2 separate regions of the Homo sapiens genome follow, and region 2 is linked to region 1. The links are chromatin loops, found by intact Hi-C in ENCODE. Cell type or tissue: ascending aorta. All regions are shown on one strand. Each heading gives the region's core, and the rest is flanking DNA. Links, peaks and the distances in the headings are about the cores only.

Region 1 (8,389 bases), core at 2,071-6,070:
TGGGGAAGAGGAGCACTTCATTTCACCCAGGCAATGATTTTCTACTGATAAGCATTAACTTCTTCAATAAATAGATATTTTTGTGTACCTACCACATTCTAGGCAATCAGGATGTAATAAAGAATCAAGGCAGACAGGATTTATGCTATTTAGAATTTGTGGTATAGTGAGAGACATACACCTTAATCAAATCTAAAACATCAACTACAGGTTATGCAAGGTGGGTACATAGAGCTCTATGACAAAGTACTACAGGTGTGAAAATAAGTAATTCAGAATCAAAGCTGTTGTATCTTTAAATTATTTTGAGCCTTAAAGAAATATAATTAAGAAACTTGAGTGATGTGACAGGCAGCTATAACCTAGAGAACTGTAACCTTATTTCCACTGATTATAGACTAGTGTTTTCTTTACCTACATTGTTTTTTAAGATGTTGTGAAAGACTAATCGATGCCAGAGAAGACTTCTTCTCTCTTAACTGTTGATCTTCCTTGCAGATTAACTTCCCTCTTACTTCCCTTATACAAAGACCCCACAACTAATCACATTGTCTAAGATGGAGTGTTAAATATACTCTGTTAAATTGTAACAAAAAAAAAAAAAAGAGAAAACAAGCTGTAACTAATGAAGTTGCTGTAATTCATGAACTAGCCTTATTTGGAAATGTGTTATTCTGTTAAATTTCTTTGTTTTCTGCCTATATAAGCAAGACCTTAACTTTTCAGCTTCTGAGCACTGACCTCATTCCTTTGGAGTCTGTGTTACCCAGATGTGTATATCAGCTTTGTGCTTCAGTAAATTATTTTAAATTGGGTTCTAATTCTTCTGATGATTTCAGATTGACCCAGGGGACTTGCAATAGTTAAAGATGCAATGGAAGATTTACTTAGTTCAGTAGTGGTTGAACTGACCTATGAAAATCATATGTGTTAGCAAGGCAAAGAGTGGGTAGATCTTTCCAAACAGATGGAACATTTTGTATAAAGGTTTGGTGGAAAGATAGAATACACTGCCTTCATGAAACTGTATGACAGTCAATGTGGCAGGCTCACAGAGGCTGGGGGAAACTTAAGACAGGATGAAGCTAGAAAGGTATACAGAAGCAAGAACACACAGAACCTAGACAAGTTAGTGTATCCAAAGTCACAGTACACAGTAAACTTTGTTCTGCAAGTTTGTCTTAAGCACTGGCAAGGGTGAGGATGAACCAACTTGAATTTTTTTTTTTTTTTTTTTTTTTTTGAGATGGAGTCTCGCTCTGTCACCCAGGCTGGAGTGCAGTGGTATGATCTCAACTCACTGCGAGCTCCGCCTCCTGGGTTCACGCCATTCTCCTGCCCCGGCCTCCCAAGTAGCTGGGACTACAGGCGTCTGCCACCACGCCCGGCTAATTTTTTTTGTATTTTTAGTAGAGGCGGGGTTTCACTGTGTTAGCCAGGATGGTCTCAATCTCCTGACCTCATGATCCGCCCACCTCTGCCTCCCAAAGTGCTAGGATTACAGGCATGAGCCACCATGCCTGGCCACCAGCTTGCATTTTTAGAGCTTCTTCTGACTTCGGGATAAAGAATAAACATATGAGGGTTGAAGAGTTGAGAGTGGAGATCCATTAGTAGGCTATTGCAGAAGTCCAGGCAATGTATTTATCTGACGGGTTCTTCCTGCCCACTGCACAGGCAAAGTCAATTCACTGAGACCCTGGCATTGCAGTAGAGAAAGTTTTATTGACACGAAGCTGACCCACATAGAAGAACTGGAGTTATCACTCAAATCACTCTCCCTGGACAGTCAAAGGTTAGGGTTTTTATGGACAATTTGGTGGGGGCTAGGGAATGAGTGCTACTGACTGGTCAGAGATGAAATCGGAGGGATGTAGAAAATTGTCCCCATGCACCAAGTCAGCCTCTGGGTGGTGACACAGGATGAGTTGAGCCATGAGTCATGAGTCCAGGTGGGGTCAGTCCAAAAAACATCTCAAAAAGCCCATCTTAGGTTCTGCAATAGCAATGTTATCTATAGAAGCGATTGGGGAAGTCACAAATCTTGTGACCTCTGGCCACATGACTCCTGAGTAGTAAATGATAATAGAAGCTACACCTACATCTTTGTAGAGCTCAGGCCCCTCCCATAATCCTATTCTTGAGAACTTTGATTAGTCTTACAAAAGTGGCTTTTGGTCCCTGAGCAAAGATGGGGTGAGTTTTAAGGAGGAACTCTTATCACCCTTGCTTTCACGTTAAACTATCAACTAAATTCCCCCCAAAGTTAACTTGGTCTATGCCCAGGAATGACCAAGGACAGCTTGGAGATCAGAAGCAAGATAGAGTCAGATTTCTCATCCTGTCATCATTTTACAAAGGTGGTTTCAGCAAGAGGTGATAACAGCTTTAACTGTGATGGTGGTGGAGGTGGAGGAATGTTGACAGATTTGAGAGATCTTTAGGAAGTAAAATAAGCAGGAATTAGTGATGAATTGTTTATGGGTGATGAGGGCCAGGAAAGTATCAGTGCTGATATCTGGAATTTATGGGACTGACATGCACTGAGACATGGAATGCTGGGAGGAGGCCTGACGGACATAAGTAGCAATGGGAGGTTGGGAGACTGAGGAGGGTATGTTCCATCTTAGGCAGATTGAGTTGGAAGTGACTTTTTGAATTAGAGTGAAGATCTCTGTCTACTGTGCTGCTTATTATGTGCTAGTTATACAACACTTGTGACCTAGTACTTCATCAGAATATTGCTCCTTTGAGGACATATTCCATGCTTTTCTCAGTCATAAGGGGGTGATTCATAATTTTTCAGATACTTGGAACTGTAGGTCTTGGTGACAAATAAAGTCAGCTTGCCACGGGGTACTTGCAATAATTTCACTCTGTAAGAATAAGTGATAACTTCTTCCCTGCTCAGGCCCTGTATCCTAGCATTAGCTCAATTCAACTCTCATCCAGTATCTCTGAGGAACGAAGTCTTTTGTTACTCCAAAGGTAATGTGCCCTCTGTTCATGGAACTTACATTCAACATTTATGAACACCTGGAGGGCTTCCCAAGGCACTTCTGATACATTCCCCACCCTTTGTGATTTGGCCCTGCCTGTCCCTCCAGCCTCTCCACCATCTACTCCCCTCGCTCAATCGGTTTTAGCTGCTTGGACCTATTTCCAATTCCTTTCACAAGCTCATTCCTGCCTCGAGACCTTCACACAGGCTTTTTCTCACTCTTTTCTTGGCTACCCTCTCCTCATCCTTCAGATTCCAGCTTATATGCCACATTCTCAGAGATATCTTTCCTGCCACCCACACCCCCCATCTAAATTAGCTATTCTATCCATTCCTTATTCTCTTTCTTGTGCTCTGCTCTTTTCTATAAAAGTACATATCACAGACAGTAATTGTATATTCATTTGTGTTTGTCTAGTGTCTGTCTCCCCAACTTAATTATAATCTATATGACAGCAGAAGCCATGTCTGATATGTTCTTCAGTACTAACACTGTGTATATCAGTCATGTTTATTCAGAAGATGAATGAATGAATGAAAACTATAGTGCTGGCTGGGCGCGGTGGCTCATGCCTGTAATCTCAGCACTTCTGGAGGCCGAGGTGGGCAGATCACAGGGTCAGGAGATCGAGACCATCCTGGCTAAGACGCCAAAACCCCGTCTCTACTAAAAATACAAAAAATTAGCTGGGCATGGTGGCAGGTGCCTGTAGTCCCAGCTACTCGGGAGGCTGAGCCAGGAGAATTGCTTAAACCCGGGAGGCAGAGGTTGCAGTGAGCCGAGATTGTGTCACTGAAATCCAGCCTGGGCAACAGAGCGAGACTCCTTTTTTTTTTTCAAATATTAAAATTTTAAATATTAAAAAAAGAGAGAGAGAGAATGGTATAGTGCCTCTGCTACGCAAGCACTAATCAAGACAGAAAGATGCGAGACAGAAAGATACGACCCCTATGCTGGATGTCCAGTAGGGGGAGGTAAATTCAGTCCTGATGTAGCATGGCAGGTGGTCTTGTGGACATATATGTACAAAGTGGTAGTGAAGCATAGAGTCACTACACACCGACTTGCCCTGTGAGTAATGGTAAAGGCTCCATAAAAAGACAGATTTTGATTTGGGTCTTTAAAGATAAAGAGTTTATTGGGAGGAGTAGGAGAGGGCAGGTAGACAGAGATTACAGTCTGTGCAAAGGTGAGAAGTTGTGAAGAGCCATGATGCTTTTGGGGCAACAGTGAAATGTCTGGCCTGTCGGAACATAGGGTAGAAGGAAGGGGATAGAGATAAGCTTTGTAAGGGATGTTGGAACAGTTTGGAAAGCCTACGCTGTTTTGTTTAGGTTTCATCCAACAGGGAATGGCAAATCATTGGAGATTTGTAAGCCAGGGAATAAGGTGAGGCCTCTGTCTCAGTAAAAGGACTCTGCCAGCGAGCGTGTGTGTGGTGGTGGAAGGCGGGGGGGTGGTTGGCGGGGAGAGGGGGTGATGCCTGATGTCAGGAAAGTGGGAGAGGAATCGGTAGCCCACATGGGAGATGACACCACTGACATGGAGGCAGTAACAGTGGAGAAAGACAACAGAGGATGGATTTTTGAGGGATCTTTAGGACTTGGACTATAATACTCTCTGAAGTCACTTTCAGCCCTAAAATTTGATGATCCCTTTATTCACTCTTTTTTGGCTTTAGAGTTTGGACCAAATATATTAGTAAAATGTTTCTGTTTTCCTAAATATAAACTCAGATAATTTATCTCTATTAGATGAAAACACAACTGAACTACGCATTATACAGAAGATTTTATGGTTTCCCTGGGATGAGGCCAGAAATGTCATGAGAAAGCACTCTGACTGGGTCACTTGGGATAGGGTTGTGAAGTGGACAATTTACGCTGAGCCTCAGATCGAAGCATCCTCATAACCCTCTTCTGCTGTCTCCTCATGACTTGGCTTTAGATGAATATGTGGCAAGAAAAAAAAATGTTCCACACTTAATTTGGGGCAGTAGGAGGAATGGACATTTCTGTATTCTTCTGTTTTCGTTGTAATGAATGTGTATTTTTGACATATAAATTTAGTGGAGTTTAATAGCAAGCAATGGATGAATTTAGATATAGTAGACTTATGGACTGCCAGAAGGCTAGGATGGAGGAGAAGGTAATATAAACTAAATGGTAGCTTACATTAAGCCTGGATGAAATTGGGAACCACAAACAGAGGGCAGCTCTGAGGAATGTTTAAGGAAGTTAAGCAATCTTTGAGTGAAACGAAAGCTCATGAATTTGGGGAAACCATATAGATAAGTGATTATTAAGTCTTTGTGAAGTTCTTTCCTGATTGTCTTTGATATATATCATCAGGAGACACCAAAGATGGAAGAAATTATTTCCTTGTCCTAAGGGAGGGTCCTACTGTCAAACGGCAGCCAGAAGACAAGAAGAGAGAGAGTGTGACAAGCCACACTGTAACCATTCAGTGGCTGCAAGGAAAATTTCCTTATCCTTGCCAATGTGGTATTTTTCTTTTGGCAGTGAAAAATTGTGGAAAAAAATATGCAAAGCCATAACAAGCAATTTGAAAAAGTTGGGGGAAGGGGATTATTCGCATGCTTTAAATAGTAATTTGTTGATTTATTTCACTCTCAGGAGAAGAAACATTTCCAAGAATAGTTTCCCTTATTTCCAGAAAAGCCTTTATATATACTTCAAGTGTCTCAGGAACCTTATCTTACACCCCCAACACAAACATTGTATTAAAAATAGTTTCAAAACTATTTCTTAGTTCAAGTTTGTAGCACATGATCCTTGCTTAACATTCTTCAGTTTTCTGCAATGGTTTTAACTAAAATAGATACAAAGTAACAGATTAATTGTGTTACTGAGAGTCTGACCTCAGCATCATGGCCTTCTGAATAATTTTAACCTAGGCCATATGTCCAGTTCCTTCAGCTAATTAATTATTAGCTACTCATTGCTAGCAGTTTCTACACTTGATTCTAGTGCCAGCTCCCCTGGGCTGAGTCATTTAACGTGAACATCTTAGTCTTCCTCATCTGTGAAACAGAATTTATATTATACCCCTCCATATAATTAATAAGTTAACTAAAGCAAAATGTGGTTTTCTTTTTTCTTTTTTTTTTTTGACAGAGTCTCTCTCTGTAACCAGGCTAGAGTGCAATGGCGTGATCTCAGCTCACTGCAACCTTTGCCTCCTGGGTTCAAGCAATTCTCCTGCCTCAGCCTCCCAAGTAGCTGGGACTACAGGTGCGCACCACCATGCCCAGCTAATTTTTGTATTTTTAGTGGAGATGGGGTTTCACCATGTTGGCCAGGATGGTCCATCTCTTGACCTCATGATCCACCCGCCTTGGCCTCCCAAAGTGCTGGGATATGTGTGTGTGTGTGTGTGCACACGCGTGAATGTTTGTGTGTGTGATGATTGGCTACAAAGTATTTTTAAGATGGCCAGTTGATTCTTTTCCTAAAGTCATGCTCCTAGAGCTACACTATTAACTGAAAAATTTTATGAATTATCTCTTACACAATCTAAGTGTGTCTATTATACTTTCCAAAAAAATTCATGTCTTTACAATAATGAAGTTGAAATTCAAATCTTCTCATCCTTTTGGGAGCTGTTGAGGTCACTGTTCCTAGAACAACATCATAATTAAGAACAAGGCTTCTCTGCTTAGTTCTGTGACATTAGGCAGTTTATAACCTCTCTGTGTCTTATTTTCTTCATTTAAAAAGTGGGGATAATCATAGTACCTTCTTCGTTGTATGGTTATTACTTACTGATTAGTGGATGTTTTTGGGAAGAGGAGTCAAGAATGATTTCCAGTTTCCAGACAAGGATGACTAGGAGTGTGAGGTGCCATCAATTGAAATAGGGACTATGGGGGTAAGAGCAGATATAAAAGTAAGATCGCAGTTAAAAATGTGCTCATTTGAGATGCCTGCCAATTCCATCAGACATCAAAGATGTTCAATGTGGATTTGAAAATAAGCTTAAGACTTTATGGGTTTTGGAGATCATTTTCATGAAATAATGTATTGAACAGCTCAGGGAACTTTGAACTATTAAAGGTGGACTTTAACATAGTCCAATGTCTTAGTTTGACACTTGAGGAAACAATTATTTAGGTTACACTATTTGTGATAAAGTAGTGTGGTCTCTTCTCCTTGAATCTGCAACTCACAGTAATGAATAGTATTTGGCAAAAGTGACACTGTGCTACTTCCAGGCCTAAGCTTTAAGATGACCTGGAAACTTCTGCTTTTGTGCTCTTGGAATCCCTTAACCCCATTTAGAAGTCTGGCTACGCTGTAAAAGAGATCAAATGAAGATGCCACAAAGAGAGGGAGTTGTTATGACACATCACAGAGAGAGACAGCATCCAGCTGACCCAGTGTCCCAACCCCAGGTGACCCCCCTGATAAATGCAGCACGTAGGTTATCACCCTCCAGACTGGGCTCAGCTAAGTGTTGCCAACCCACAGAATCATAAGAAATTTAATTTTTTAAAGCCCTTAAGATTAAGGGTAATTTGTTACATAGCACTAGTTAATCAAAACAGTGGAGGAATCAGGACAAAAATCCATGTCTTCTGAGCTCTAGAACATAGGTCATCTAGGGCAAGGAACTCATACTGTTTATTCTTTATATATATATATATATTTTATTATACTTTAAGTTCTAGGGTACATGTGCACAATGTGCAGGTTTCTTACATATGTATACGTGTGCCATGTTGGTGTGCTGCACCCATTAACTCGTCATAGTATTCCATGGTGTATATGTGCCACATCATTTTCTTATTCTTTAATAAAAACTTAATGCAGAATGAATAACTGGGCTTATTTGACCTCAGTTTTCTCAACTGCACAATTTGCATAATAATTAACTTATTGACTAAAATGTACTGTATATCCTGGATTTAATGACTGCTGTCATTTAGCCATGAGACAGATCTAGCCATCTATCCATCCATCCATCTGTCCATCCATCCATCCATCCATCCATATCCATTTCACCTATATATTATCTACCCATTTCTATTTTTTTGGCCATCTATTTTTTGGCCAATGAACTAGACTGCAATTCTATATCAAACGTCTGTTTTACTCTGTGGCTTTCTGGCCCATGAGTAAGTATAGGAGAGTTGAGATGGAAAATGCAAAGTTTTGCCATTATTATCTTAATTTTAAGTCTTTACAATTTTCATAAGGGAAATATCAATGACACCAATGTTACTTTCACCGCTGAGTGTCTAAAACTTTTACTGAATTTTAACTGGTCAAGAAACATGGTTGCTTGAGAAAAATCACCAGAATTTCAAGACAATAGTCAAAATCTTCTGAAAATAAACTACTGTTCAAGTAAGTGGAGTTCAGATA
Region 2 (5,873 bases), core at 1,874-5,873, 680 kb after region 1:
AACATATTTATGAAGTTAAATATTTTTAGTTCAGCAAAAATGGAAATAATTGTCATTACAAGATTACTTAAGTCTTTTCTGTCTTTTATGATCCTATCATGATCAACTTTAAATTTAGAGAAGTCATTTGAGATATGCTTAAGTTGAACTAAAGACTTATTATTTGTCTAATTTCTGTATATATGGAAATTAGATTCACATTGGGATATCTAAAATTTCAAGGTTTTTTTGTAGAAAAAAATTAACAACCCTAAAAATAGGAAATTATTAAATTACATTTTTAATTTCCTTTAGCTTGGAATCATGACTCAAAGAACGGAGCTCTATTAATATAACAGTGTATAAATTCACTGCTTCCAGGAATCTAACCTCACAAAACCTAACGGCTAACTAAAAAATAAAGAAAAGTCTTATTAAGCACTGAGAGGCTAAATAAATGAGTACTGACATTAACCAAAGCCGACAAACCCTATTTCCAGTTCCTGTGATCTCACTGTGTAGCCACAACTGTTGGCTATTTTTACTCTAAAACCAACAAGCTGAATCATTTCCTTACAGAAAAATTTCTACAAAAGGGAAGAGAATGCAAAACAATACACAGTCTCATATGCAAGATACAGTTCACACTAATTTACAAATTTTTATTTACATTTTTTATATACATTCCAGGCAGACCTACTTGATGAGTTTTGTGCTCATATTGATCTCAGATGATCGTGTGTACTGTATGATTTACTACCACATCTCTTTGATTTCCAGAAAATGGTGGTAGCATGGGGTTAGGAGGAAAAGAAATCACTGGTCAGGTGAGATCATACAAGTATGAAGGGGAAAAAAGGAAAAAAAATTGCGGAATTTGGCTTGTTAAAGCATCCAGGCCACTATGGTCTATTGACTAACATTGAATATACATGAATGCCACTTCTTACAGCCATTTTCATATTTACAAAATGAGCTTACTACTAGTTGAGTTATTAGGTAAGGCATTCAAGTTCCTTAGCTTAACATAAAAAGGCAACAGACATCTTAGCACACCACAGGACAGATTTTAGAGGGATGATTTCAGAGCACTTTGAGATTTACCCTCCTTTAGAATCCCTTACATGGTCGATATAAAAGGGAAGCAATTCTGAATCCTATTACTAGCCTGCACCATGATCCCAAAAACCTATACAGGAAGTAGGAGCATCACAACAACCAAAATCTAGCCAGAATGGGGAAAATAGATTAGATATCTTATTTTGTTCCCAAGATCCACTGCATAGTCCCAGAGCTAAAGTGAGAGCCTTTATTCCTGGTTACATTCACTTCCCTATGAATCTCTCCAAAAAACCTACAATAGTGTGACAGCTAGTAGCTATGCACAGTCTATCAGCAATGGCTCAGTGAACCTCTATTCAAAATAGTTTGAAGTAAGAATATGGAGTAAGGTAGAAAAATTATCTTCTCTCCTCCCACAGTTCTACAAGATATATACTGTTGCACTTTAGAAGGCAGAAAGCAAAAAAAAAAAAAAAAAAAAAAAAAAAATTAAGAGTATTACACATTCTTTATCTGTTTTATGAAAATGTTCTAACCACAGACAAAAATTCCACCAAAAACAATTTTTCAAGTTCACACTAACATTATAAAAAGCTACTAGTTGTTTAATTGGTTCCATTCACTTAACTAGGCAAAGTTCTATTGATCTTACAGTAATATGGTTTATAAAAACAAAAGTGAACATTTATAACATTGGGGAGGTAGAAACCAAATCTGGTCTAACACTGTTACAGATACAAACATACTTTAAGATTATATTTATGTAACTAGAATTTACCATTTAAAATGGCCTGTGTTTCTATTTACTTTATTAGCTTCAAAAATCTTGAGATAATCCAAGTATTTTAAAGCATTTGTCTGAGAATATTAAGTCATTTGGAATACATTAGACTCCTCAGAAGATTTCTCAGAGGATAAATTTGTAGTTGCATATTTTGAATATGCAGATCCAGTAAGCCAACTTTGTACATGGGCACTTATGTGACCGAAGTGCAAAGCTTGTCAGACTAATTTTCTAAGTAAAGTTAACCATGACTGCTCAACTACACAGAGCAGACTTCAAAACCTGAAGCCTATTTATCTATCTGAAAGATCTAACTTCTTTCCATACAATAATTACCTCCCTCTTACCACCAGACAAAATTAAAAATACAGTTAAACAAAAACAAGAGAAATAAACAAAAGCCCTCCTGCCATGACTATTTATGCTTAATTCACATTTTGTCATTTGTCAGATTTTAAGTGTACAAGATCAATGCCCTAAGTGTTCCTTATTTAATTATATAACTGCCTCAACATATAACGCTGAACTTACATGTATCAAGTAATCATTTGCTATCAGTCTAAAAACATAGAATCAAACTAAAACATGAAACTAAAATGTGAGGAATGAAACATGAAACTGAAATGTAAGGAATGACTCTGGATAGGTAAAAAATAATTAACCTAAACAATATTTTCTTATTTCTACATATGATAAATTTTGTGTATTTGTTTCAAAAATTAGCAATACTAGTGACTATTTAATAATCAAAAACATAAAGCATCTCTAGAAGTAAAAGGAAATTTTTGGTTAGAAACAATTTGATACTATAAAATTTTTAAAACTGAAAATAGTAACGACCATATTTAGCATTTGAAAACATTATTTAATACAGATTTTGGTAACATTAACTAATACTTATTCCAAGATTATATGGTAAATATTTATATTTATACTGCCAGACTACATAGAGAAACAGGGATTTAATTCTAAGTTATATTACCCCAAAAAGAAATACTTTCTAATATTGAATTCAACAAGATGTACCACCAACAGAGACAGTGAATGTATTTCACCTTCCTAAACAGCTATTTTTATATGAAAATCCTAAATTATCTACATCAGTCAATGACTGGCATTTCAAGAGTAAATGATTCATTTTACTTACAATGCATCAAGATAAAAAGGTTACACTGAACAACTAGAATGTTTACTGAAATTAATCTTATTAAAGTAAAACTTAAAAAACTTATTTGGGACATTTTCATTGCTTACACTCAACGAACGTGAAACAGAGAAAAACAGTCACAGAATCGTGCTAAGTTTATAATAAATAATTCACATACAACATAGGTTAAATTATCAAAGAAATTAAACTGACATCTTTATACCTTTTGCAGATTTAACACATTTCTAATCCACCACATACGGATAGCAGTAGGTATATTTCTTGACATCATTCAGTCTATTTCAAAAATAGATTTGATTGTTTAGAGGCATAATTTATAAAGCAAGATAACCAAATTAAACAACAGAATTTTAACTAATATTGGCTTTTTGGGATTTCTTAAGAAAAGATTCACAAGCATTGCTCAGCTACTGGAGAATAATTAAATCTCTTCTTTACTCAGGCACTTTTAATGCAGTAACCTCAGGCTTCATTTTAAAGTACTGGTTAAAACGAACAATTGCATACCTAGTGAGAAAAGAGAACAACAAAAAAATTAGTCAAAGCTGAAAAACTTGGTCCTTCCCTTATTTTCACTCAGTCCTCTAAGCTGGTTTTCTTAAAGTTTAAGATTTTCAAAGGACATATTTTTAGTTTATTGCACCACCTACTGGACACTTTTCTAATCCTGCGAGCACTTAACAGCTTATAGCAATTTCTTCACAGACCAATTACTAAGTGTATACAACTTTTATAATTGATTGCAAATAACTACAATATTCCCTGTGAATTCTTAATGTTAATCCAAACAAAAGCAGAGACCAATGTAATCATATAATAAAATTTAACTTACCCAAGGAAATCAAACTCAATAGTGGAGTATTTGGCTTGAATCAAAGCCCACAATCCCCAAAAGAAATGAGAAGCCTTAAAAGAAGGAAAGAAAAATCAAAAATTATGATAATGAATTTCTCTGTAAAACACATATGAATTGCTAATTCTATCCTCTAAATCAACTCCATGCACCACACTTTCTTGCTGTTCTTTTTATATAAAGCGTCTAAAACCTAGATCCTACTGACGTCTGCACCCACTAGATGGCTACAGATCACTTTCGTCAACACCAAAGGAGATTATGGTAAATTATAATCACTTGAAAAATAGAGGCCAGTTCCTGTGATGTGCTTTTTTATAAAGCAAAGTTTACCATCAGCACTGATAGATGTTAGTGTTTTTAATGGTTATAATTGCTAACAGGCTTACACATTATTATATCAAAGGCCTTTGTTTCTTGACATACAAATATAAACACAAAAGAAAATCCAAATCTCACAAGCAATAAATATATTTAAATGTGAAAAATGTTCTAGGGGTGACAAACATCTGAAAATGATCTTACTGGCTTAATTCTGCATAACAGACCACAACATAAAGTAACACAACTTATGTCAGGAAAAATATGGGTTTTGGACTTACAGGGAAATTAGCATGTAATTAGTAACTGTAAAATAATTATGTGTGCTTTACAATCTATTTTCAGTTAAACAGGGTAATATTTTAAAATCTGAACAAGATTTCACTTCCCAAGAAATACTATATTCTAACTAGAAATATTCTAAGTAGAAACAGTATTAAAGACAAGGTTTTTGTTTCAGCTAAATTCATTACAGCAACAGTAACAAAGGGGCTCTAACAAAAAAGTATTCAACAGCCATGACCTTGGTATTTAAAAATACCAAGCAGCACAGTATACCAAAAAGAATTCTTAATTTGAATTACAAGATGTAGAGGTTCCAGTCCAGGCTCTATCTCTGAGTACCTTTGCAACCTTTAATAAGTCACAAACTTTAGTGTCAGATCTATCATTTACGAGATGGGAATATTAGCCATTCTGTATTCTACACAGGATTGTTTTAAAGACTAAAGGATATAATACATGTAAAAAAAATTTTTCAACCTAAAGATCTCTATTTAAAAAGCACTCTGCACTTTGTTTTTGGCTTCCTCAAAAAAATACCACTAACTATTCAGCTATTCAGGAGGCTGGTGATCACTAGAGCTCAGGAGTTCAAGGCTGCAGTGAGGAGCATGCCACTGCACTCCAGCTTGGGCAACACAGTGAGACACTGTCTCTTAAAAAAAAAAAAAGAACAGGAATATAATTTCTTTCCTGATATAGAGATAGAAAAGAATAAACAATGTAGCAAAGACTAAACAACTAAAGTCACTTGCACATGAAGCATAAAAGTTAAAAAAACAAGCTGGGCTCTGGCGTGTGGCTTTAAGCACTTCACGTGGTGCGTTTATTTCCTCATCTGTAAAATGTAGGTCATAATAGTACCTATAGCTGGCATATAACAAATATTCAATAGAATGCTAGCTATTCTTACTATATGAAACCAGAATGATTAAAAATGATAAAGATTTTCAAAAATGGTCTTCTATCTAAAAAAGTATATCAGGTATTGAGAAATGAAATTATGAAATTAGAGGACTTCCTTCTTTTCAAAGTCTACATCAGAGGTTCTTAAAGTGGTCGATGAACCCATGGGAGTTTTCGGAGGCCCAAAATTACTTTCATAATTATACTGATATGTTACTTGCCTTTTTGACTATGTTAACATTTGCACCAATGGTTCAAAAGCAGTGAGGGTGAAACTACTGTTACCTTAAGTCAAGGCAGTGGTAGCAAATCACACTAGTGTAATAGTCTTATTCTTCACCATCACACAATAACAGTAAAAAGCCAATGTCACTAAAGAATGTCCTTTGTGAAGCCATTAAAACTATTAATTTTATTAAATCTCTACCCTGGAGTACGTGCTCTAGTATTCTGTGGGAGGAAATAGGCAGTACATATAAAGCACGTCTACTGCATATCCAAAGTACAATGGATGTCTC

Evidence for each region. Hi-C counts contacts between places; a loop is a spot of excess contacts. Peaks named below come from ENCODE experiments on the same cell type or tissue, not always from the same donor. Only the 100,000 strongest peaks of a DNase experiment are listed, where the experiment ranks them.
Region 2: a loop joins it to region 1, with 4 times the contacts of the local background. A loop is called at or near these places in 1 of 110 quality-filtered maps.

What each region holds. Positions count from the first base shown.
Region 1 is chr12:23,357,761-23,366,149 of GRCh38, reverse strand. No RefSeq gene overlaps it. Among named protein-coding and RNA genes, the nearest start is that of SOX5, 590 kb to the left of the region's middle. In ascending aorta, for the core only: a CTCF peak has its summit at 3,968 (motif pointing right); a DNase peak (open chromatin) is centred at 5,989; H3K4me3 peaks cover 436 bases; H3K27ac peaks cover 1,858 bases.
Region 2 is chr12:22,682,509-22,688,381 of GRCh38, reverse strand. It overlaps ETNK1 (ethanolamine kinase 1), which reads right to left. Exons shown (of 8, transcript NM_018638.5): 7 at 3,826-3,899; 8 at 1-3,500. The coding sequence ends at 3,428. Among named protein-coding and RNA genes, the nearest start is that of LINC02955, 14 kb to the left of the region's middle. In ascending aorta, for the core only: a CTCF peak has its summit at 3,656 (motif pointing left); no DNase peak of the experiment used is centred there; H3K27ac peaks cover 423 bases.